Regions from separate parts of the Homo sapiens genome. Here all the other regions are linked to region 1. A link is a loop called in an ENCODE intact Hi-C map of the cell type or tissue named here. Cell type or tissue: K562. All regions are shown on one strand.

The links. Hi-C counts contacts between places; a loop is a spot of excess contacts. Peaks named below come from ENCODE experiments on the same cell type or tissue, not always from the same donor. Only the 100,000 strongest peaks of a DNase experiment are listed, where the experiment ranks them.
Region 2: a loop joins it to region 1, with 2.6 times the contacts of the local background. A loop is called at or near these places in 8 of 110 quality-filtered maps.
Region 3: a loop joins it to region 1, with 2.4 times the contacts of the local background. A loop is called at or near these places in 3 of 110 quality-filtered maps.
Region 4: a loop joins it to region 1, with 3 times the contacts of the local background. A loop is called at or near these places in 4 of 110 quality-filtered maps.
Region 5: a loop joins it to region 1, with 2.0 times the contacts of the local background. A loop is called at or near these places in 4 of 110 quality-filtered maps.

The regions. Positions count from the first base shown.
Region 1 is chr3:152,832,762-152,837,761 of GRCh38, forward strand. P2RY1 (purinergic receptor P2Y1) reads left to right here and starts at 2,370. Exons shown (of 1, transcript NM_002563.5): 1 at 2,370-5,000. The coding sequence starts at 3,022. The coding sequence ends at 4,143. RefSeq lists silencers at 2,277-2,326, 3,039-3,333 and an enhancer at 2,507-2,606. In K562, a CTCF peak has its summit at 2,690; DNase peaks (open chromatin) are centred at 2,060, 2,170 and 2,830; H3K4me3 peaks cover 3,610 bases.
Region 2 is chr3:152,965,674-152,970,673 of GRCh38, forward strand. No RefSeq gene overlaps it. Among named protein-coding and RNA genes, the nearest start is that of P2RY1, 130 kb to the left of the region's middle. In K562, no CTCF peak of the experiment used is centred here; a DNase peak (open chromatin) is centred at 2,868.
Region 3 is chr3:152,711,928-152,716,927 of GRCh38, forward strand. No RefSeq gene overlaps it. Among named protein-coding and RNA genes, the nearest start is that of P2RY1, 120 kb to the right of the region's middle. In K562, a CTCF peak has its summit at 2,238 (motif pointing left); no DNase peak of the experiment used is centred here.
Region 4 is chr3:152,572,102-152,577,101 of GRCh38, forward strand. No RefSeq gene overlaps it. Among named protein-coding and RNA genes, the nearest start is that of P2RY1, 260 kb to the right of the region's middle. RefSeq lists a silencer at 2,487-2,566. In K562, a CTCF peak has its summit at 2,562 (motif pointing left); a DNase peak (open chromatin) is centred at 2,560.
Region 5 is chr3:152,907,420-152,912,419 of GRCh38, forward strand. No RefSeq gene overlaps it. Among named protein-coding and RNA genes, the nearest start is that of P2RY1, 75 kb to the left of the region's middle. In K562, a CTCF peak has its summit at 2,998; a DNase peak (open chromatin) is centred at 2,252.

The DNA.
Region 1 (5,000 bases):
ATGCTTACAAAGTTTGTTTATTTATTTATTTATTTATTTATTTATTTTGAGACGGAGTCTCACTCTGTCGCCCAGGCTGGAGTGCAGTGGCTCGATCTCAGCTCACTGCAAGCTCCGCCTTCTGTGTTCACACCATTCTTCTGCCTCAGCCTCCCGAGTAGCTGGGACTACAGGTGCCCGCCACCACACCCGGCTAATTTTTTGTATTTTTAGTACAGAGGGGGTTTCACCGTGTTAGCCAGGATGGTCTCCATCTCCTGACCTCGTGATCTGCCCACCTCGGCCTCCTAAAGTGTTGGGATTACAGGCGTGAGCCACAGCGCCCAGCCCAAAATTTATTTTTTAACATCATTTTTTAAAAAGTCTGTGGTGCACTTAAAACAACTATCCCCCAATTCCTAGTAAGGTGTCAGTTTTCTGCAAGTACTTAATGGTATCTGGACTAAGTGTACATTTCAAAACACTCACATTATGAGTTAATGCATTTGCAACAAACTTCTGAGTGAAGTCAGATATTGCCTAGGTTGCAAATAAAAAATGCAAAGGAGTGAGGACTTAAGACCTATTGAGTACCCCTGGAACCCTTAATGGTTTTCTTTGCTTCCTTTTCTCTCTTAATAGACAATCATCCCACCTAGGACCATACTAATCAAACAATACACAAATGTTTCATGTTAAGGCTCAGAATCATAGACTCATATAATCAGGAGATTGGAAGGAAACACAAAAAGTAAGACTTTTCAAGACAACCTCATTCACACTGTTTACTTGAATTATTTACTCTTGTTTTATTATTAATTTTTATGCTGTTCAATTGACTACAATTCAAAACCCAGTGTATTCATACCATGTGCTAAGATATGCTCCTTCCTATATGTGTTCCTCTAAAGAACCATCTGGATCTTGTGGGGGATATTTTCCTTTGTGGTATCAAAGCCAGGAGCTCGTGGTTTTCCTTTATTTTTTAAGGGAACACTATCATGTAGCATCTGGGACCAGAAAGAAATCTTGATGTTATATATTTTACAGATATTTTCTTTTTGGATTTTTTTTCCTCTAAGAGAAAAGCTTTTGTTAATGTGTCATGTAAAAATACATTAACTAGTAACTTGTCAAGAAGTGCTAGATTCCATTCTTGTGCGGGTCCATTTATATATGTTCCTGAACAGCTAATATTTCATTTAGTTTCCAATTAAACTTGCTCAAATACATTTTTGAAGTGCATTGCTTAAAATTTACATTCAAGGCAAGAAAACGAGTTTGTCAGTAAATGTAGTAATTAAGGAAGTCCCAAGTCTGTATTTTTAAGATACTAGAGGTAATTGTAACTAATCACTTTAACTTAAAGAAATAGAATTGGAAATACCCCCCTCCCCCCGCCACCCCCTACCAAAACCATACCTTAGTCACTTTGGAATTATAACCGTCTTTTACGTCTATCAATATAAATGTATTGCATTTGGCATTCAAATTACTTTCAAAGGGATAAATTTCGAATTTTTTTTTTTCATTGTAGCTTCTGATCTTTAAATGTACTGAACAGGAGGATTTGGGGAGCTTGTCTTGTCTGATAGGTGTTAAGTATCTATGACGACAAATTTGAGCTGAAGCAATGTGCAATATGGACTAGTAATATCTTCACAAGACTATTTTGGAAATTCTCACGTTGATGTTATTAATGACGTGGGTTTATTAGCATTTGGGTAATTAAGAAAAAACAGTACTAGAATTTAAAAAAAAGAAAAAAAAAGGTAAGAAGGGCGAAACAGAGTTCTCCACTCCTCTCCCAACCCTCATTCCTTTGGAGGCTCGCGCCCTCTTGGAATAGCAGGTTCCTGCATGTGCCAGAAATCCGGTCCCGGCAAAGCTAGACGCTCTGCAATGACAGGCGTTCCCAGCTAGGGACTCCTGGCTGCTTGGAGCTTGAAAACACCTGGCGTGGTTCTCGAGGGCCCTAGAGGCTCCTGCTACGGACTGGTCGGCTCTGGGGTTGTAGGCAGAAGGCTCTAAGCGGTCGGAAGGGTTTCCTGTGTGTCAGCAACTTCACTTTGCCGAGATAGCTGGCGGAAGAGGGAAGGAGCGCTCGCGGGCCAATCGCCTGCCAGCAGCCACCTTGGAGCGCACCCCTCTCCCTCGCCGCCGACTCCGGTAGCAGCGTGCCGGCAGAGGCTGAACACACTCGGCCTCGGCGGAGACCTGCTCCCCAGAAGACGCCTCCTGCTTCCCACTGCGCCCTGGAGGACGCGGGCTGGCTGCTGGGCGAGCTCGGCGGAGGCACGCCCCTCGCCTCCCCGCGGAGTGCGGACTCGCCCCGGTGCCCAAACTCCGCCCACCCTCTAGGGAGCTCCGCTCTCCCGCCTAACCCCGGCACTCCGGACAGAGCTGGGCCTGGGGAAGGGGTTCCTGAACTACGCGGACGCCGAACGGGACGCGCTGCAGAAGCGCACGAGTCTGCGGCCACGCGCGCTCCGATGGCTGCCAGGAGCTGAGCTCAGGGTGGGCGGAGGAAGCGGTTAGACGCCCCGAAACTGAGCTGCACGTTTCTAAGGTAGGGAGGAGGAAGATGCCCCCAATTAAGTTGATCTTTGAGCCAAGGAGGCTGGGGAGCAGCCTCCCCAAGCTAGAGCCCTGCAGAGCGAGTTTCCCTTGACCTCGCTGCGCCTCTGGCGCGCTCTGCAGCGCGGACCCGCGGCCCCTCGGGAAAGCGCAGTCGGAAAGTTATCCGCGGCGGTTCCCTGCGCGCCCTGTTGTGTAAGCTCGGCGTTGCCAGCGGACGGAGAAGTTGCTGGCTTGCCCGATAGCCCAGTTCGGTGGCGGCCCGGGGCGGATTTCATGGCCCGCGGCGAACGCGGGGCCAGAGCTGGCGTGGGCGAGCCCCTGCGCGCCCCCTCCCGCGGGGATCCAGTTCGCCTGCTCCCTTCCGCTCGCTGGCTTTTCCGATGCTTGCTGCGCCCCTGGCCGCCGCTGCCCTCTCGCCGCCTCCTACCCCTCGGAGCCGCCGCCTAAGTCGAGGAGGAGAGAATGACCGAGGTGCTGTGGCCGGCTGTCCCCAACGGGACGGACGCTGCCTTCCTGGCCGGTCCGGGTTCGTCCTGGGGGAACAGCACGGTCGCCTCCACTGCCGCCGTCTCCTCGTCGTTCAAATGCGCCTTGACCAAGACGGGCTTCCAGTTTTACTACCTGCCGGCTGTCTACATCTTGGTATTCATCATCGGCTTCCTGGGCAACAGCGTGGCCATCTGGATGTTCGTCTTCCACATGAAGCCCTGGAGCGGCATCTCCGTGTACATGTTCAATTTGGCTCTGGCCGACTTCTTGTACGTGCTGACTCTGCCAGCCCTGATCTTCTACTACTTCAATAAAACAGACTGGATCTTCGGGGATGCCATGTGTAAACTGCAGAGGTTCATCTTTCATGTGAACCTCTATGGCAGCATCTTGTTTCTGACATGCATCAGTGCCCACCGGTACAGCGGTGTGGTGTACCCCCTCAAGTCCCTGGGCCGGCTCAAAAAGAAGAATGCGATCTGTATCAGCGTGCTGGTGTGGCTCATTGTGGTGGTGGCGATCTCCCCCATCCTCTTCTACTCAGGTACCGGGGTCCGCAAAAACAAAACCATCACCTGTTACGACACCACCTCAGACGAGTACCTGCGAAGTTATTTCATCTACAGCATGTGCACGACCGTGGCCATGTTCTGTGTCCCCTTGGTGCTGATTCTGGGCTGTTACGGATTAATTGTGAGAGCTTTGATTTACAAAGATCTGGACAACTCTCCTCTGAGGAGAAAATCGATTTACCTGGTAATCATTGTACTGACTGTTTTTGCTGTGTCTTACATCCCTTTCCATGTGATGAAAACGATGAACTTGAGGGCCCGGCTTGATTTTCAGACCCCAGCAATGTGTGCTTTCAATGACAGGGTTTATGCCACGTATCAGGTGACAAGAGGTCTAGCAAGTCTCAACAGTTGTGTGGACCCCATTCTCTATTTCTTGGCGGGAGATACTTTCAGAAGGAGACTCTCCCGAGCCACAAGGAAAGCTTCTAGAAGAAGTGAGGCAAATTTGCAATCCAAGAGTGAAGACATGACCCTCAATATTTTACCTGAGTTCAAGCAGAATGGAGATACAAGCCTGTGAAGGCACAAGAATCTCCAAACACCTCTCTGTTGTAATATGGTAGGATGCTTAACAGAATCAAGTACTTTTCCCCTCTTTAACTTTCTAGTTTAGAAAAAAATCAAACCAAGAAAATAGTGAGTTAAAAAAATAATAGAAGTAGAAATGCCCACATCCACACTTAGCTTGTTTGGGTTTGCTTTCACAGTCTCTCTTCCTTCTGACTAGAAGTATGTATAATAAAACAATACTACCTAGTTAAACATTTACTTTCTCTTTTGCCTTTAAAATGTGCAGGCTTTTCTGTTTAAAGTGTGTGTGCACATGAGTACTGGGGCTGTTTTTGATATTAGTAATTTCTCTAAGAAAACTAGCCCCCTGCAACTTGAGTTTGTGGTTTATCTAGCCTTTATTGTTTTTTTAAAATCCACAGTAGGAATAAAAAATCTATATTCTCAGAAATATCTAGCATGGTATATAACAAAACACTAAACTCATCAGTTCATCCGGCATCAGATCAATGGATCTCTGAGCGGGGTGTTTTTTTCAGTGTCTTATAAGCATAGATGATAGTTGACTGAGTTTCTTTAGGGCATTGAATAGACAAGTAAAGCTAATGAATTTAAAAGCCTGAAAAGTGATTGTTTTCCAGTTATTTCTGGAAAAGGTCTCATTATATATTGGGTGCTAAATGTTTGATGGGGAAAGCCTGCATATATTATCGTACTGGTAAAATGCATTCAAAATAATTAAAGTGCATGTATTTTCCTTGTAAACACCATGAGCTCTCTTAGACATCTTGTGATAAAGAGCATTTACTTGCCCCACTGCTGTGCAATGCCTTAGGACTTTGTTTGTGTTCCAGGACAAGTGTTCAC
Region 2 (5,000 bases), 130 kb after region 1:
TAGTCGTAAAACATTTGGCAACATTTTTGCTTGCAATAGTATGGAAGATGGCTTGTAGATATAACTAAGAACATTTTCAGATGGCATTTTTTGAAAGTGCCAAGTGTTGTTTTTTAATTGTGTGTGATAAGAAAAAAAATAGATGAACTGAAGAAAAAGTTGTTCTGTTTTCAAGTAGCATATAGAGGAAACATTTCCAATCCCAGAATCACTGGTTTGGAAAATAAATTTTTTTGTCATTCTCAAACTCCCAGGTCACAAAATATACTCAAAGTAAATTGAAACCTAGAGGCAATGCCAGGGCACTGCCAGGAAAACACCACCTCACAGCCAAGATTAGTGCAGGGGTGTGGTTGTAAGATTCTGTGTTGAGATCTCAGAAAAATGTAATGGAGTACCTTTTAGATGCTCCCAGCCAGACAAAAGAACTTCTAAGAATCTTAAGATCAAGTCTCATAGACTCTCTCAGTTAAAAAAGTGGGCCTCCAAGAATCTTTTATTTATTTTATTATTATTTTTTAAATTTTTTTGAGACAGGATCTCACTCTCTCACCCAGGCTGGAGTGCAATGGTGCTATCTCAGCTCACTTCAACCTCCACCTCCCAGTGTCAAGTGATTCTCGTGCCTCAGCCTCCCCAGTAGTCGGGACTATAGGCATGCACCAGCACACCTGACTAATTTTTGTATTTTTGGTAGAGACAGAGTTTCATCATATTGGCCAGGCTAGTCTCAAACTCCTGGCCTCAAGTGGTCTGCCTGCTTTGGCCTCCCAAAGTGCTAGGGTTACAGGCATGAGACACCACGCCCAGCCCCATAAAGGCATTATTCTTATACTCTGTTTATCACATACACAAAAAAGAGCTTCTAAGAATTTTTAAGATGTCCCATAGCCCAAGGTAGAGATAGGCCTGCTTGAAATTTGTAGGTGTTTTTTTCTAATAGAGATTGTAATTTGATACATGGAAAACCCACATCATTTTTTAAAGAATTGTAAAAGCTTGGACCAAATAGTACAAAGACAATTTAAAATTAAAAAGCATCTGGGCCCCCAAGCTCCTATGGGTAGAAAGCAGGCTGAAAAAGCTACACAACTCTAAATGGTAGTTATTTCTATGGAAAAGGAGATATGATTCAGAGGGCAAAATAAAGAGTCCAAAGACTAAGTACATCCAAGAACCACAGAATTCACTCCCAGGGAGTAGAACTGCCCTAATCAAAGAATATTCCCCAATCCCTGAAATCAGAATAAATGACAACTTATGCATAGCTGGATTTCAGAGTTGCTATGAAATGGTGACTTCTATGGACTTCCTACTTTATCCCTTTTTAAACAATTATAGTTGTACCATCCTATATTAACATTTTAAGTTAGGAACATGGATGACAGATAATTTATCTGTTAGTTTATGGTTCTTGGTACCCAAGGAACTGCACCTGAGGAGCCCCATCTATACTGTACCTGATTTAATGACAATGGCTAGACTTTGAGCTCTGTCATGATGGAATAAGGCTTTTGGGATTTTAGGGAATGGTGAGGATATTTTGCATATTGTAGAAACATTAACTGTTGAAGCCAGGGGACAAATTCTGGTAGCTAATCTCCAAAGATAGCCTTCAATATTTTTTTTCTTCTTGGGTGCTTAGGCCATTTCCTAAATTATTTCCTTTTCTTGAATCTGTGCTAAACTGGTGCCTGGTTTTGACCAACAGAATACAGCAGAAATGACATTCCTATGCTTCCAAGCCCAGGCCTTAAGAACACTGACAGTTTCCACTTTGAACCTTTTAGAATTTAGCTCCCTTGCTACAGGAATCCTAAAACATATAGAGAGGCCATGCAGAGGAACCAAGACACCCTAACGCCTCAGCTGAGTTCCCAGCAAGAGCCAGCACCAACTGCCAGCTATGTGAGTGAGCCGACTTGTACTGTAGCATAGCCAGTATCCTGATGACCACAGTCTTAGCCAACAGCACATGGAACAGAAAAACCACTTTGCTGCATACATTCAAACACCCAGCTGAGCCCACTTAACCAACAAAATCACACAGATAATAAAATTGTAGTTTGAGGCTGTTAAGATTTTAAGTGATTTATTATGTAGCAATAGGTAAATAAAACAGGAATTTTTATTCTGATATTGGATCTTCAGTATAGAATAGATTTGTAAAATTCAAAGATACTTCCTGAAATATGTATTTATTTTTTCTTATGAAAAACCTATGCAAAGTAAAGTCTTAATTAGAAAAATTGGTATACAAAGAAAAATACAATAAACTTGTGAACTGCATCTCTTTAACTTGTTTTCTAATCAAAATATATAAAAGCTTTCTTTAAGTCAGCTTATAAATGATTTATTACATTTCAGTTATCTGGTGTTTGCACTGTGATAGAAATAACATTTTATTCTCCCGAGGAAATTTTATTTTTAGAGAACTGCTAAGTTGCTACAAATCTTTAAAGTGCTTTTTAGCCATAGTTTACCTATTTTCATTGTTCTGGGAATGTGTTGTAATTCTTGATTTATGAACTAGAAGACTAGATAGAGTATTGAAATACCAATGCCATAAGACGTGATGTGCAAATTTATAATTTAAATTCCAAATCTGTGATACCTTATTTCTTCATCTTTTTCAGTTTTTCATATTCCCTGAAAAAAGAACCAAAGGGCCACCTATCTTGTTACTCTTGAAGCATAATATTCTTTGACAGTCTGTACACTAAATCACATTGGAAATGCACTGGGAGAATGAGATTCAATTCTTCTTGGCCTCTTCTCTGTTACCACCCACTATACATACAAGAGGTTTTGACCTAACCCTATCAGGAAATTGGTTGCTTTAGAATTTGAAGAGGCAGGGAAAACAGACACATGACCTGACACTAGGCCAGAACTTATAAGCATCTATTTCCAGGATGACTCAGACCCGGCTTCAGAAAGCAGGACGATCGACTGAAAAATACAATGAGCAGAAGCCAGAGGGAAAGAAACTTTGACTCTAATCCAAAAAATAAATTCACAGATCTAAATCCAATAGTCAGTGCCCATGTTACCCTATCAGAAACATTTCCAAAGCTGATCACTCCTTCCTCCTGAAGCACTTCCTTCACTTGGAGTCCATCACAAGTGTCTCTGGTTTTTTTTTCTCCCTGACTGGTCACTGTTGTTCTCAGTCTGAAGTCCTGGCTTCTGTTCTTGCCCCAGCTTCTTAACATCAGAGTGTCCTGGGGCTCAGTTCTTGGTCCTGTATCTTCCCTATCATGCACTCTCTGTTAACCCAGTTGTGTTATTTTAAATACTCTCTGGTAGGCCAACAATCTTCAAATGTATCCCAAATCTTCAGCAGAGATCTCTCCCTGGACCTTTAGGCTCATAACCCTCAACTGGCCATGTACTCTAGGATGGATGTCACAACTTGACATGTCCAAATGGAGCTCTTGATCTTTCCCTCAAACTGTCTTTCTCACACTGGTAAATAGCAACAACATACTTCCAGTTGCTCAGGTCAAAAACCTCAGAGTCATCCTGGATTGCTTTCTTTACTTAAGAGATCACATTCAACCCCTGAGCAAATCTTGTTGCCTCTCTGTTCAGAATATATCCAGAATCTGACCACTTCTCACTATTTTCAAACAAGCAGCCTTGCACCCCTGGATTATTATAATGACTTTCTAATCAGTCTCTCTCCTCCTATCCTTATTCCCAAACAGAAAATTCTTAAGATAGCAGCCAGAGTGAAGTACTTACACTGTTAAGTCAAAGCATATCAGTTCTCTTTTCAAAATCCTGTAATGGCTTCCCATTTTATTCAGCATAAAAACGTTACAAAAGCATTCAGAGCCAATGTGGTCTGGCCCATCCATCCCCTCTTTGACAGGCTCTTACTATTCCCTGCTGCTGGATCACTACTTCAGCTATGCAGGCTGCCTTGCAGGAATTCCTTTGCCTCATTTCTTTCTTTTTTTTTTTTTTTTGGTAGAGACAGGGTCTCACTATGTTGCCCAGGCTGGTCTTGAACTCGGGAGCTCAAGTCAGCCTCCACCTCAGCCTCCCAAAGTGGTGAGATTACAGGCATGAGCCACATTGCCTGGCCTTCTGTTGCCTTATTGCTTTGCACTTGCTGTTTCCTCTCTTTGGAAACCTCCTCCCCTAAATATTTAGGTAAATTGTTTTCTTACCTCTTTTAAATCTTTGCTCAAACATTCCTATCTCTGGATAGCTTTCCCTGATGGTCCTGTTTATTATTGCAACCCACCCACACTTGACACTCTTATCTCCTTTCATGTTTTATTTTTCTCCATAGCATTTACCATCTTCTAGCATTCTGTAAAATTTACTTATTTATTCCTTAACTCTCCATCTCCCCAGCAAGAAAATAAGATCTACAAGGGTGGAGACTTCTGGTTTGTTTGCATTTTTTGCTGATGTGTCCCTGCCATCTAGGACAATGCCTTACATACCACAGTTGCTTAGTAAATATTTGCTAAATGAATGCTGATGCCATGTTACAGAGAGTCCTCTATCTCATCCTCTTCTTTATTAAACAAATTTTCCTCTCTATTAATTGCTCAAGAAAATGGTTTTTTTTAAAAAAAAAAGATACAAATAAAAAAACAAAACTAAAAGTCTCTGTTCTCAAATAAATTGGTCTTAGTATCATACAAAATGTCAAGTTTAGGGCTGGAAATATGGTGAGCTGAGTTGAAAATTGGTTTTAAAAAGAAATAAAAATAAAAATCAACTGGAATTAAGACACAAACCTTGTTTTTTAAAATCAAGCAGTCTTCAAAATATTTTACATACATAAAGCTATTTTGTTTAATAGGCAGAGCACTCTTTACTGAGTAGCTTCTTTGTGGCCTTACACTTTGTCTCAGGAGAGTTTTCTAAAACTAATGACACAAAGAATCAAGAGGTTCTCAGGAAGCTGAGGCAGGAGGATTGCTTAAGCCTAGGATTTGGAGACCAGCCTCAACAGCATAGTGAAATCTCATCTCTAA
Region 3 (5,000 bases), 120 kb before region 1:
CCTTACACAGAACTAACTAGGTATGAATCATAGACCCAAGATAAAAGCTAAAACTGTCTTCTAAAGAAAACATAGAAGAAAATATTTGCAACCTTGAGGTAAGCAAATTTTTTAGGACAACAAAAAGCATTAGCTATTAGAAAAAAAGTAATGTTAATTGAACTTAACCAAAATTAAAAACTTTTGGTCCTCAAAAGACACAATTAAGAAAACAAAAATGCTCTCAGACACAGATGGGGAAAAAATATTCACAATACCTACATAATAAGACAAAAAGAAAAAAAGTAAGTGTAGGGAAAGTAAACAGTTTTAAAAGATAATATATGAATGGCCAATAATGACATTAAAAATGCTAAACATTATTAGCCATCACAAAAATATAAATTATATATATACTAGAATAGGTAAAGTTAAAAAAGATTGACAATAGCAAATGTTGACAAAGATGGGAGCAAGAGGAATTCTCATACATTATTGATGAGAATGTAAAATGATACAACTTTGGAAAACTGTTTAGCAGTTTCTTGAAAAATGGAACATATGACCTAGCAATTCTATTCCCAGGCTTACATTTATTCAAAATGTAATTTTAAAAAGTTTTATGAAAAGATTTGTACTCAAATTTTTTTCATAAAAAAAGTTATATGAAAAGACTTGTACACCAATGTTTCTGGCAGCTTTATTCAAAATAACCAAATACTGTAAAAAGTCCAAATATTCATCAATTAGTAAATGGATAGTGAATTTTGTTATAGCCATACAATGGAATAGCATGCTACAGTAAAATAAACAAGCTCTAGATTCATGTAACAACATGGTTGAGGCTTAAAAACATTTAAGCTGCCAGGCACGGTGGCTCATGCCTGTAATCCCAGCACTTTGGGAGGTCAAGGCCAGGTGGATCACCAGCTCAGGCGTTTGAGACCAGCATGGTCACTATGCTGAAACCCCGTCTGTACTAAAAATACAAAAAAATTAGCTGGGAGTGGTGGTGCAGGCCTGTAGTCCCAGCTACTCAGGAGGCTGAGGCAGAAGAATCGCTTGAATCCGGGAGGCGGAGGTTGCAGTGAACCGAGATTGCCCCACTGCACTCCAGCCTGGGCAACAGAGAGAGACTCTGTCTCATAAATTAATTAATTAACTAATTTAAGCTAAGGGAAAGACACCAGACACAAAAAGTATGTACTTGTATAATTCCATTTACATGAAATACCAGGCTGGGAGTGGTGGCTCATGCCCTTAATCCCAGCACTTTGAGAGGCTGAAGCAGGCGAATCATGAGGTCAGGAGTTCGAGACCAGCCTAGCATGGCAAAACCCCGTCTCTACTAAAAATACAAAAAATTAACCGGGTGTGGTGGCAGGTGCCTGTAATCTCAGCTACTTGGGAGGCTGAGGCAGGAGAATTGCTTGAACCAGGAGGCGGAGGTTGCAGTGAGTGTGTAGCAGGACGAGCCGCAGACAAAACTCCTCAGACACCGAGTTAAAGAAGGAAGGGGTTTATTCGGCTGGGGGCATCGGCAAGACTCCTGTCTCAAGAGCCCAGCTCCCCGAGTGAGCAATTCCTGTCCCTTTTAAGGGCTCACAACTCTAAGGGGGTGCGCATGAGAGGGTCGTCATCGATTGAGCAAGCAGGGGGTACGTGACTGGGGGCTGCAAGCACCGATAATTAGATCGGAACAAAATAGGATAGGGATTTTCACAGTGCTTTTCTATACAATGTCTGTAATCTGTAGATAAAATAACTGATTAGGTCAGGGGTCGATCTTTAACTACCAGGCCCAGGGTGTGGCGCTGGGCTGTCTGCTTGCGGATTTCATTTCTGCCTTTTAGTTTTTACTTTTTCTTTCTTTGGAGGCAGAAATTGGGCATAAGATAATATGAGAGGTGGTCTCCTCCCTTAAGTGGAGATCAGGCCATTGCACTCCAGCCCGGGCAACAAGAGCGAGACTCAGTCTCTAAATAAATCAATAAATTCAGAACTGGCTAGTGTTTGGAGCTGAAGGGATCAGGGGCAAAGTGGGGAGAATTAAGTCTAAAAGTTTACAGGAGAAACTCTTAGGTGATGTATATTTTCTGTGTCTTGATTGTGGTGGTAGTTACACAGTTTCATAATTTGTTAAAACTCATTGAACTGTACACTTACAAGTGTTGCATTATATGTAAATTATATCTCAAAAAGTTGATTTAGAAAGAAAAATGTATATACTGTGTGGTTAAGTATGCAGTTTATAGATTCAAATCACAGCTCTGCCACCTACTGTCTGTGTGACTTTAGTCTTGTCACTTAACATTTTCATGCCTTAGTAAGCTTAAATGGGGCTAACAATAGTACTTGTCCCATAGGATTGTTATGAGGGTTAAATGAGTTAATAAATGTGTGTGAAGTGATTAGAGGCAGCCTGGCACACAGCAAATTCTAAATAAGGAACAGCTGCTCTCATTACCCTTTGTTTTTCTCTTCTTTAACATCCTCATTCAATTCATCTGAAAATCCTATCACTTCTACTTGCAAAATATATCTGACATTTTTCTCCATCTTTTACTACTACTGCAAATAGCCTTTAAATTTATCTCTTTTATATTCATTCTTGCCCCCTTTCTCTGCCAAGTGGTTTTTAAAAATATAAATGAGTTCATATTACTCCCTTGCTAATATCTTTCACTGGTTTTCCTTAGCACCTCAATAAACTTCTAAACTTTTTATCATCACCAGTGTGGCCATTCCTGAGAGCCTGTCTATGCATTCTTCATCACTCCTCCCAGGCCTCCAGCTACATTGGACACTTTTATTTTTCTAGTCTTGGAATTCATTAAACTCCTTCATGTCTAAGGCCTCTGCACCAGCTGGTCCTTCTTCCTGGAACCCTCTTCATCCAGGTCTTTGAATGACTGACACATTTTTCAGCTCTCAGCTTGAAATGTCAACTCTTCAGAGAATATTTTCTGGACAACACAAATAGAGGAGTTGCCCATGTGCAGTATGATATTAATCTATCGTATTAAATTTCTACAAATGCTTTACTTTGAAACAATTAAAAACTTACAGAAGAGGTAATACTGTAGAAAGGAATTTATCCTTGAACTACTTGAGAGTAAGACTGTGACATGATGACCCAACCATTTCCTGTGATTTTAGTGCGTATTTTCTACAAACATAGACGGTCTTCTAAATAATCACAATACAAGTAACCTCAGAAAATTAAAATTAATACATTACTACCATTTAATTGTTTGGCTCTATTCACATTGTCCCAATAATATCTTTTATAACAAATAGATGCAGTTCAAAGTCATGCAATGTATTTAGTTGTCTGTAGTCTTTTTGATCGGAAAAGTTTCTAACTCTTTCCCTGACTTTCATGACCATATTCTTTAAGATTATAGGCCAGTTATTTTGTAGAATGTCCCTCAGTTTGGGTTTGCATGATATTTCCCTATGATTAGATTGAATTATGCATAATTGGCAGAAATATCACAGAAATGCTGCTGTGTTCCTCTCATTGCATCCTCTCAGGTGGCAGATGGGTTGGATTCTGCTGTTTATAAGCGATGTTCACTTTGATCACTTGATGAAGGTGGTGTCTGCCGGGCTTCTTCACTATAAAGTCACTCATTTCCCCTTGTAATTTGTAAGGATTTTGGGGAGAGGTACTTTGAAAGTATAAATATCATTTTCCTTGTTGAATTTCCAGTTTTTTCATTTATTGATTTATATCTGTATCAATGAATGGTTCTCTATTTTATTTAACACGTTTTCACCCATTACTATCACTATTTATTTTGATGCTGCAATTGTCCCAGATTTGGCTATTAGGAGCCTCTTCAAGCTGACTTATTTTCCCTTTTGAGATATTATCATCATCATTTGAGTCTCTCTTTGATTTCTGGCACAATAAGATGCTCCGGACTCATCTTGTACTTTCCCTACCCAGGCCCTGGAATTAGCCATCTTTTCAAAGAGACTTTTCTTTTGGCAGAAAATTGTATTTAGAATCCAAAATCTGGGCTTCAAGAGTGCTTATTGCTATTGTGGTATTGGTGCTTGAGCCTTCTCAGTGGAAAGAGCCAAGGAATATATAGAAAATATATAATTATATATATCATATAATCACATAATATATAATTATGTATTATATATAAAACTATATTAGATATTAGATATATTTGTTATATATTACTAAAATATATTTCTATTTACCTATTTATTTCTATACTTATCTGCAAATACATTGAAAGCCATGTTTTCATTCCAATCCAGTTGTACATGATTCATTCTAGTTGTCCCATTTTCTATTAATTGTAACTCGGTTTTCCAGAGGTGAGAAATCTGGCTTCTATGGTTTCTAGTGTATTTTCTTACATGATTAATTCTCCTATATGTAACCAGTCTCCAGTCGCCACCGTCCCTCTGTACTGCAGGTGTTCTCACCCTGTTCCGGCTCTGATAATCTACACTAAATGATCAAACTCCTTCTCCCCCTACATTGCTCTGCTCCATAGAATAGTTTTAGGGCTGAAATGTCCAGAAGGGAAGGGAAGAGAAAGAAGTAGAGGAAGATGAGTTCTGTTCCATATTCTTCATGCCAGTCCCCACAATGTAATTTACCTGTTTCTTTCTTTCTCTTTCTGTTCTTCCTTTCTTTCCTCCCTTCCTTTCCCTTCCTTCCTTCCTTCCTTCCTTCCTTCCTTCCTTCCTTCCTTCCTTCCTTTCTTTCTTTCTTTCTTTCTTTCTTTCTTTCTTTCTTTCTTTCTTTCTTTCTTTCTTTTTCTTTCTTTCTTTGTTTTGTATGTCTCTTCCAGCTAGAGCATAAACTACAAAGGCAGTCACCGTTTCTTTCTTGTTTCTGGAAAATTCTTGCACTAGGGAGACATGCAGTAAATGTTTGTTTCCTCAACAATGTACACATTTGAGAATTTAAAAAAAATAAACCACTTACTTTTCTTTGAATTAATATGAGTTAAGTCTCTATAACAGTGCAGATGGCAATCAGTTTGATT
Region 4 (5,000 bases), 260 kb before region 1:
ACAGTTTAAACCGCATATATCTGTTCAATATGACCTCCTCAATTTGATTCACAAGAGTGTATTTTGAAGTATTATAATTGAATCTGTACAGTGACCACAAGGAGGGCAGGTAAGGGCAGAATTTTATTTTTGATTTCTCTAGAGAAGATGATAACAATGAAGTGAATTATAATTGAGTTCTACAAAACATGAAGACAGACAAATTTAGTTTTCAGATGTGTCTAAATACTTTATGCTTAGAGTTCAATACCACTTTAATATTTTATTTCTAAATAAGAAAATTACATTCTTTGAATTTTTGAAGATTGGGTGTGTTGGTAATGCCCTTGCCACTTCTGTCACCAAATCATTTTTTATTGCTTAATTTGTCACTACTGTAAGGAAATTACCTTTACAACCAAAGTATTTAAGTTACGACCTGAACACAGATTGGATATTCAGTGATCCTACTCAGGCACTACTGTGTTAATTGAATATTTTCCTTATTATTGCAAATCTTGGGGGTTTTTGTATACTTATATATTTATTAAGTGCTAAAGATTAGAAACTCAAACTTAGCTTCTGACTTCTTTTTTAATTAAGGAAAAATATATGTCTCTAGTTATAAGTGTTCTTATTATTGTAATTTTTAAAAAATAATCAAAATTTTGGCAGAAATTAAGTGCATCTGAAATAGCAATAGAATGAAAAAGATTGTTAAGAATAGACATTCAATGATCCTATGAAATCTAGCTACCTTTATCACCCAACCCTTTTAAATAACTTTTCTCTTGGCAAAACAAGAGAAAGTTATTTTATTTCATTCTCAAGTTTTTGTAGAAATACATTTCTTCTGTAGAAGAAAACAATATATAGATCATGCAATTGTGTCCTAAGTCATTTAATAAACAGTTCTTCACTTGCCCAGCTTAATAATCAGTCCTAATGCCCAGCTTAATTTGGCCTTTCCAGTTGTTTCATTAATTTTACTGCAAAATATTTTCTAGTAATAGTAATAGATTAAATTCAACGCATATTTATTGTATAGCACACATGGCCAATAAATCCTGAAAAAGCACCTTGCCTGTAAGGTAAGTGCTATTATATTTACATTTTACAGAGAAGAAAACTAAACTTAAAAGTCAAAAACATAAAGCCAGTAAGTGGGTAAGCAGAACTTTAATGCAAATATGTTGCTCTAAGCCCATGCTTATGACATTTGTTGTTTATTACTGAGAGAAGGGAAGTTACATGTACTGATTCCTTAATTCTTATCACATACTATGCAGGGTGAATTGCATATGTTACTTATTCCTTACCATGGCAATATAAATAATAAATATTTAATAACCCTATTGTACAGATGGGCAGTATTTGTTCCAGAAATCTGAGTTCTCTCATAACTAGACATAAAATCTTAAGAAACATATGTATGCCTCCCAAGAACCAACTTTTTAGATAAATGAGCATCTGGCTAGTGACTCTCTAAGCAATTATGTACTCTCCACCTACGAAACTTAAAATATCTTATCTGAGGGATTCACCAGCAGGTACTGCCATTACACATACCACTCCACCATGATCCAGCATCAATGTCTTGTGCAGACACTCCCTCCTGGGAGGAAAATATAATTGATGGTTATGCCTTTTCCCTTACCCCACTGTCAGACTCTGATTTCAGTAAAGCCCTACCAAGGCCCTCCCTTTCCACCTGTAGGCTCTGGAGAATACATACATAGATCCTTCCTCTAAGAACGTTGCAGATGCTTGAGCAACATTATTTCCAAGTTAACTTGCAGCTTTATTTCTGTGATTTTGTGCTGATTCCCCATAGAAGTACAGTTGCTTTAACTAAGTTTATATTTTAAGTGGATGTTGGCCATGACATCTCACTAAAGAAGTCCTCTTGTATACGGACCCCAGCTGAAGAAACAAAATGAAAATAAATGGGTGAAAGAATTCTCAAAGCTCAACATCCCTAAAGGCAAATTGACAGAAATGTCTGTTCAAAGAAGACAAAATCATGAGATTTATGCTCAATAGCGTTTTTCTTTTTCTACTTCTGTGGGGGCAGAAGATGTGATTTAGCAGATCTAGGAACTGGGAACTAAAAGTAAATAGTTCATCATTCTCCTCTCAGAGAAAGTCTTCTTATGGTACAGAGGAAAGATGAGATGAGGAGAAAAAGCCAAGAGAAACAGGCAAGATTGATCTTAATGCCTAGCTGTGCAGAATTTTAAGAATATTTCTGGGCATATTGTATATAAAGGAGAGGACATAAGTGGAAAGAAAAAAGCTGAAAATGGAGTGAAAGGTCAAAAAAAAATCCCAGCAAAACAAACTCTGAATAAAAGTCCCAGAAATTATAGATAGCATAAAGAGCCTAAGAGAAGTTATGTCTTCCTCTTAGGAATAAAAGATGAAAATAAGTGGAGCTATGAATAGAATTTATGATTCCACTAGTGACAGTTGTAAGCATGGAAAATGGTGCTTATGAATCTGGAGGTGAGGAGATGGAGAAAGCTTGGCAAACTGTCCTCATTGTTCAAATAATGTTACTGAGGCATCGCTGCCACCCAGTGGCCAACATCAACTTTAATGCTATCTGTTCCTGTTTGAGGGGGTGAGTTTCAGTATTTTTAAAAAAGAAGATATGAAGAAACAGTAAAGTCACTGCCATTGCTTCTCCAACAACCTCTAATTTGTGTTCTTTTCCAAGGCTCTTCTACTTGTAGGAGCCTATACTTATCTCAGTAGGTGCTTATCTCTTATGGAAAAGAATAGAAAATTACTTCATCAGGATTGTGTTTTAGTGACGCATCATTGTATTTTTCCATTTAGAAGGATTGGCTCATCTTTAATTTTTTTAATTTAAATATTTAATTGGCAGTCCTATATAGAAGGCTAAGCATTCAGTTTTTCTTACAAGATATTCGACAACCAACTGGCAGAATTTACCTTTTATCCCCTCACAGCATGATTTGACACGATGTTTTCTCCCAACTACTGTGTGCTAAAAGGGTCAGTCAAATAACTCTACATACAGTCCCAAGCTCTGAGGAAATTGTAGCATCAGGAGGGATGTAGAGAAGATGTAGAGAGAAAGAGTAAAACAGAGCTTCTTGCAACTTAAATCTTTGCTGCCTTAGTCTCAAAGCCTTGGAACTCAAGAAAACCACAGATTTACAGAGCTTTGACTGTATTTATAACAAGCTATCTCTATAGTTTTTCTCCACCATTGTTAATCATATTGCAGAATATCTTCCTTCTCAGTGTTAATAAATAAAATCACCACATTTTGTGGAAAAGTTTGGAACTAAATAATCTGGAAATTACCAACCTATGCTTCTGCCATATGGCACTGGGAGGCAGATACACAGACCTAGGCTTAGAATAATGTAGTCACAGATTCTGAACACATTCAGTTCTTTTCCTCCCTAGTAAGTGGTTCATCCAATTAATCCATAAGGACAGTGTCTGCTTTCTAAACTCTGGCAATCCAACACAACCACAGCATAGGCAACTGTAAAATAGATACAGGTTTTAAATTGAACCCTCTGCTTCCTTCTGTTAGAAATTGTCCTCATTCATTTTACTTTCTGTTCTTCTATCTTAATAGTTCTATTTTAAGTTTTTCTCCCAGTCTTTTTTTCTCTCTGAATAAATGGAAGAAGTGTTTAGCTGTCAAGAGGAAAGTATGGATGAAGAAGAGATGTTCAGGACTAAGTGCTCCTTAGTTTATTTCTGATTAAAGTGGTTGTTGGTAGTAACATCATATCGTTGACTTCCAAACACTGCAAGTATCTTCCATTAGTCAACTCAAATGCAGAAGGATCCCCCCAGAAGAACAATTATATGAATACATCTTTGGAAGACAAAATTTTCAAGGGGAAGAAAAATAAAATGTTAGATCAGACGCAGAATAGCTGAGTGTTTTTCTCCTCTGCTCTTATTTTATCTAGTCCTTCTACCATGTAAAGGAGGCCCCAGACCCGTCAGCCATACACCAGCTTACCATCTTCAAAGGTTTTGCCTTGTTTTTTATGTTTACTGTGATTTATTTAATCCTTTTTCTTTAAATTCACTTTTACTTAGCTTCATTCTAGATAATAAAATGGCAGAAATTATCACTTTGATGCTATTTTTTGTATAATTCCCATGAAAAGAAACATAACTATTAAAGAAAAATGTCTGCTACTCAAAAGCCAAAACCTGAAAGTTGAAGAGAAGAAAATAAAAAATGATATCTTTCTGTAGCATGCTTGGTATCTCTTTTCTCTCTCCCTCTGTCTCTCACACACATACAGACACACACTCAAACACATAATGGCAATTTGAGAGTATATTGATCTAAATGTTTAAGAATTAGATAGTTGAAAGAAGTAATGTAAAAAATATAATAATTTAAAGAATTGAAAGTAACTTCATATGAAAATTGTACTTCTGGCCATAATGAAATAATAAGGACCAGACTTAACCTCCTGCTATAAACACAGAAACTGGATGAAATATCTAAAATAAAGTATTTTTAGGCTTTAGGCAGTAGGCAGCCCAGGACTATTATCCCTGAGGAAAGGGAAACAATAGTGTGAGCCCTACAACCTCCCTAGCTTCCTGCCTAGAGGAAATTTCTGTACCATGGCCACATGGAAGGGGAAACCAGACAGAATCTAGCAGTCTTAGGGAGTTGAGGACAGCAATTGGAGTTCAGAGAGGCTGAATTCCTTTGAAGCTGTAGGACAGAGTTACAGAAAGGAGAGAACTATAAAAACAAAACAAAACAAAAACCTAGCTGCAGATTTGTTACTGGAATCACCTTGAGTCTTTGTTGAGTACTAGACAGTGCACATAGGAGTAAAACTCCATGACCTCAGACAACAAGCAACCTCGGATTTGTAAGCAGAATAATTTCTAGAGCTCACAAAAGCCAGGGTGTCATTCAAGCACCACCCAATCAGCATGAAGAGTCCTCGGTAGTCACTTGAGGACGTTCAGTACAGACTCCAAATGATCATGCTTTA
Region 5 (5,000 bases), 75 kb after region 1:
GATATTTCTCAAAGAACTTAAAATAGAACTACGGATTGACCTAGCAATCCCATTACTGGGTATAGACCCAAAGGAAAATAATTCATTCTGTCAAAGAGATACATGCACTCATATGTTCGTGCAGCACTATTCACAATCGTAAAAACATGGAATCAATCTAGGTGCCCATTAACAGTGGATTACATAAGAAAATGTGGCACATATACACAATGGAATACTACACAGCCATGAAAAGAATGAAATCATGTCCTTTGCAGCAACATGGATGCAGCTGGAGGCCATTATCCTAAGTAAACTAACACAAGAAGAGAAAACCAAAAACTACATGTTTTCACTTGTAAGTGGAAGCTAAGCATTGAATACGCTTGAACATAAAGATGAGAGCAATAGACACTGGGGACTCCTAGACAGGGGAGGGAAGGAGGCGAATGTGGGTTAAAGAACCACCTGTTCTGTACTATACTTACTGCCTGGGTGGTGTGATCAGTGGGACTTCAAGCCTCAGTGACATGCAATTTACCCATGTAACAAACCTGTACATTTACCTTTTAATCTATAATAACAGTTGAAATTATTTTTAAAATTCTTATAACACTTTTTTTTATCTTTCTCTGTTAAAAGTTCATTTTCCATATATAAGTTAATGGGGGGATTAATAGAAGAAAGGACTCCATTGTTACAGATAGTATCTTCTGGAATTTTTTTAAGTAATCATATTTGCAAACTAAGAATTGCAAGGTCTAGAGAAAGGTTGACTATATATTAGTGAAACTGAAAAGGTTCGAAGATGGTAACAGATAATTTTAAAAGATTGGTCAGTAACAAATACCAACTAAAATAAAACCCAATATTGTAGGCCTAAATAGGTGTGATTGAAAGTCCATGATAACAAATAAAATGTTTTTTTAACTTTTATATAATCAACAGACTTTAAAACCCAGCTGAAAAGTGTTTTAAGAAGCATTTAACTACACTGTATTTCAATACAAATAAACTGTACAAACCATATAGCCTCTGTTTTCCAGTTCAAATTCACACACTTACTAAATATAGGGCACCATGATTAAAACTTTATATATTTTATATCACTTTATTCTCACAACAGTGCTATAGTGTAGGTACTTTTCTTATTTTATTTTTTTTTTTTTTGAGATGGAGTCTTGCTCTGTCTCCCAGGCTGGAGTGCAGTGGCGCGATCTCAGCTTACTGCAACCTCTGCCTCCCGAGTTCAAGCAATTCTCCCGCCTCAGGTTCCCAAGTAGCTGGGATTACAGGCGCACACCACCATGCCCAGCTAATTTTTGTATATTTTTTTTAGTAGAGACGGGGTTTCACCATGTTGGCCAGGCTGGTCTCAAACTCCTGACCTTGTGATCCGCCTGCCTCGGCCTCCTAAAGTGCTGGGATTACAGGCGTGAGCCACCACGCCCAGCCTTCTTATTCTTTTATTACAACAGAAGAAACTGATGCTCAGAGAATTTGCATGACATGCTCGGAATCACATTGTTACTAAAGTAATCAATCAAAAGCAGACAGGCCATTTCCAGAGCATAAACTTATTCATCTCTTGGAAGAGCTAACACTCTTGATTTGTAAAATAATCTACAATTTTATTGAGTGTTCATCAACCCTTTACTATGTAATAACATCTAGTTCTAATGAGTAATAATTAAGGAATTATAAAAGTAAGTTTTCAAGTATAGATGAAAGTGATTTGTTTTTAATTTAGGGAAGGGAAAAATGGTGCTAAGTAATAGCACTGGAAATCAATAAAACATTATTCAAAGAATATTACTTCTGTTCTCAATAAGAACTAAAGAAAGTAGAGTTAATCCTGCAGTCTGTGAGTTTATCTTTAAATGTGAGAGAAAGAGAAACCTTAATTATCAAAATATTCCTCACATTAATCTTGGAAAGTGATTTAGAGTACACCTCAGTGAGCCACTGAGCCAGCACCCAGCTCTTCTGACCGTGCCCAGGATTATCTACATTTTGTCATGCTATAATTTGAAGTTGAAATACATGATTTCTCAAGGTCCCCCCATCATGCCCAAATTGTACAATCTATTACTTGTATAAACATACAGAGTATCTGCCAGCTTTAATAAGACGTAGGGAAATAATACACACACACAAACACACACACACACACACACACACACAGAGCTGTTTAGAGTATGGCATCAGGCTGCTCTTCTGTTCTTGTTATCTAGAAATAGCAGAGGGACCTTGGGTGCCCCTGACTATTCTCAAACAGGCATGCCCAGTAGAGTTGAACTTGGCTGCCACACACAGTGATTCAGCAATTTAACAACAGAGAATGTGAGAGAGAGAGAAGGAGGATTTTTCATATTGGGTTTGGATAAGGCACATATTTTGTTGTGCACAAATAAGGAGAGATCTAGAGTTGTTAATTTTGTTAGTTATTATAAAACTCAAATAATTTGTATAACTGGCTGGTTTATGACCAAAAATGCTATTTGCCTAATGAGCATTTAGAACGTGGAAACTGATTTTGAAGCTTGTAACAGAAATAGGATAAAATAAAAATAAAATAAAATGATGTTTACAGAAATGTATCTGTATTACATGGCTAAAGATATGGGAAGTTTTTTTCTAGTTATGAGACGTGTTCTACTTAAATTGAATAGACATCTAGGAGAGAGAGATTGAACATTTTATTAATCTTATTTTACAAAAGAGGAAGGGGAGGCAACAGAACATTAAAGGATTGTTTCTCAAGCTACATAGCAGGATGCAACATCTGAATGGCATTGCCCCCAAAATCAGCCTATGCCCACCTCAGTCCATTTGCACTGCAATAATGAAATACCACAGACTGCGTAATTTATAAACAATAGATATTTATTCCTCACAGTTCTAGACACCAGGAAATCCAAGATCGAGGAGCTAACAAGTTTGGTGTCTGGTAAGGGCTGCTTTCTGCTTCCAAGATGGCTCCTTGTTGCTGTGTCCTCTGGAGCGGATGAATACTGTCCTCATGTGGCAGGAAGCAGAAGGTAGAAGGGCAAAACGGGGCTGAACTCACTCCCTCAATCCCTTTTATAATGGTACTAATCCCATCCAGAAGGCAGAGCTGTCATGGCCTAATCACCTCCATAAAGGCCCAACCTCTTAATTCAGTTAAGTTTCAACATGAATTTGGGGACACAAACATTGAAACCATAGCAATGCCTCACTCAACAATAATGTTTTATGAAAATGTAGTATCAACTCTTCCTCAGATTGGCAGGTTTAAAAAAGCTAACCTTAATGTGAACTCTATCAATCTTCCTATCAAATAATTAGATGTGGGAGTGAATGGCCCCGTGAAGAAATGACAGCAAATAACCTTTTCCAAACCAACATTTTTTTTTCCAAGAAAACTTTGGCTTACTGTTTGTGGCTGCTTGGGTATGTGACTTTTTTAGATAAATAATTAGAAAAAAAGAAAAGGTGCAACCCTCCAAAAGGAAACTTGAAATCATTAGTAAAGAGAGAAAGAGACTTTCAAAGCCTAATTCTAAATTCCTTTCGGAGGTTCATATGAGCACTTTAGCTCTAGAACAATGTTTCCAGAAACACAATCTATCAATAATGACATTTATAGGTCAATTACTATTACCTGGGGAATTTGGTCTACTCTTATTTTACAGTATATCTGCCAAAAGAAAATCATATATGGCATGTTTTGACTTGGCTCTAGGCTTTCTCAAAGCTTTCATTTCTTTTTCAGCTGCAACTGTGAAACTTACCTGTTACTCTTTGGCCCAGAGCCAGTTCGTCACTAAATCTACAGAGCACTGTGTTTCTTTCTGTATTCCAGCCTGCCTCCTATTTCAATCTTTGGCACAAACAACAGAGTGCTAATAGTGAAGCCACAAAATATTAAGATGAGATTATTTGGGATGGGGCAGGGAGAGGGAAAATATGGAACTTTTTAGAGCCTGGAACAGACCAATCATGCGGAAAACACTTGGCTGTGGAAGGTACTTCCATTCCACCACTATGATGACAAGCCACTGTCTTCACAGTCGCTGAGAAAACTTGACCAATAGATTTGGAAGGCCCACTTGGGGCCTCTATTTCATTATTCATTCTCTTATTCCTTTATTCATCTATTCCCCCAGTAACTCATTTGGTAAGCCATTTAAGAAAAATTTTATTTTGAAAATTATGCAAGAGTCCTTCTAAAAATTTAACAAACATTCAAATTACCAGGAAATCTTGTTGAAATGCAGTTTCTTGTTCACATTCTGCATTTCCACTAAGTTCTCAGGTGATGCAGATGCTGCTCCTCCAAGGGAATGAGAAATATACTTCATTTTCCTTTTTCTTAGATCAGTGGTTTTCAAACTTGTTAGAAAAATGCAAACTCTTGGGCCCAACCCAGACCTACTGAATCTTGGAGTGGGATCCAATAATCCACATATTACCAAGTCCTACAGGTGATTGTGATGCTTGCTCAAGTTTCAGAACCACTGAGTCTAGACCTATAGCTCCCAAAACCTGGCTACACATTAGAATCACTTGGAGAGCTCATGGGTTAAGTCGTGTTCTGCAAAAAGATGTGTTGAAGTCCAAATCCCTGATACCTATGAATGTGACCTTATTTGAAAATAGAGATTTTGTAGATCTAATCAGTTTAAGATGAGGTCATACTGGGTAAGGATGAGCCCCATAGCCAATGACTGGTGTCCTTTTAAGAAGAGTGAGATTGGAGGCACGTAGACACAGGGAAGAATGCCACATGACAAAAAGGCAAAAATTGGAACAGTGCAGCTATAGGCCAGATAATTCCAAGGATTGCTGGCAACCACCAGAAGCTAAAAAAGAAGCATGAAACAGATTATTTTCTACAGCATTCAGAGGGAACATGTTCCTACCAAAACCTTGATTTCAGAATTCTCACCTCCAGAACTGTAAAAGAATAAATGTCTGCAGTTTAAACCACCACGTTTGTGGTACTTTGTCATGGTAGTCCAGGAAACTAATACAGA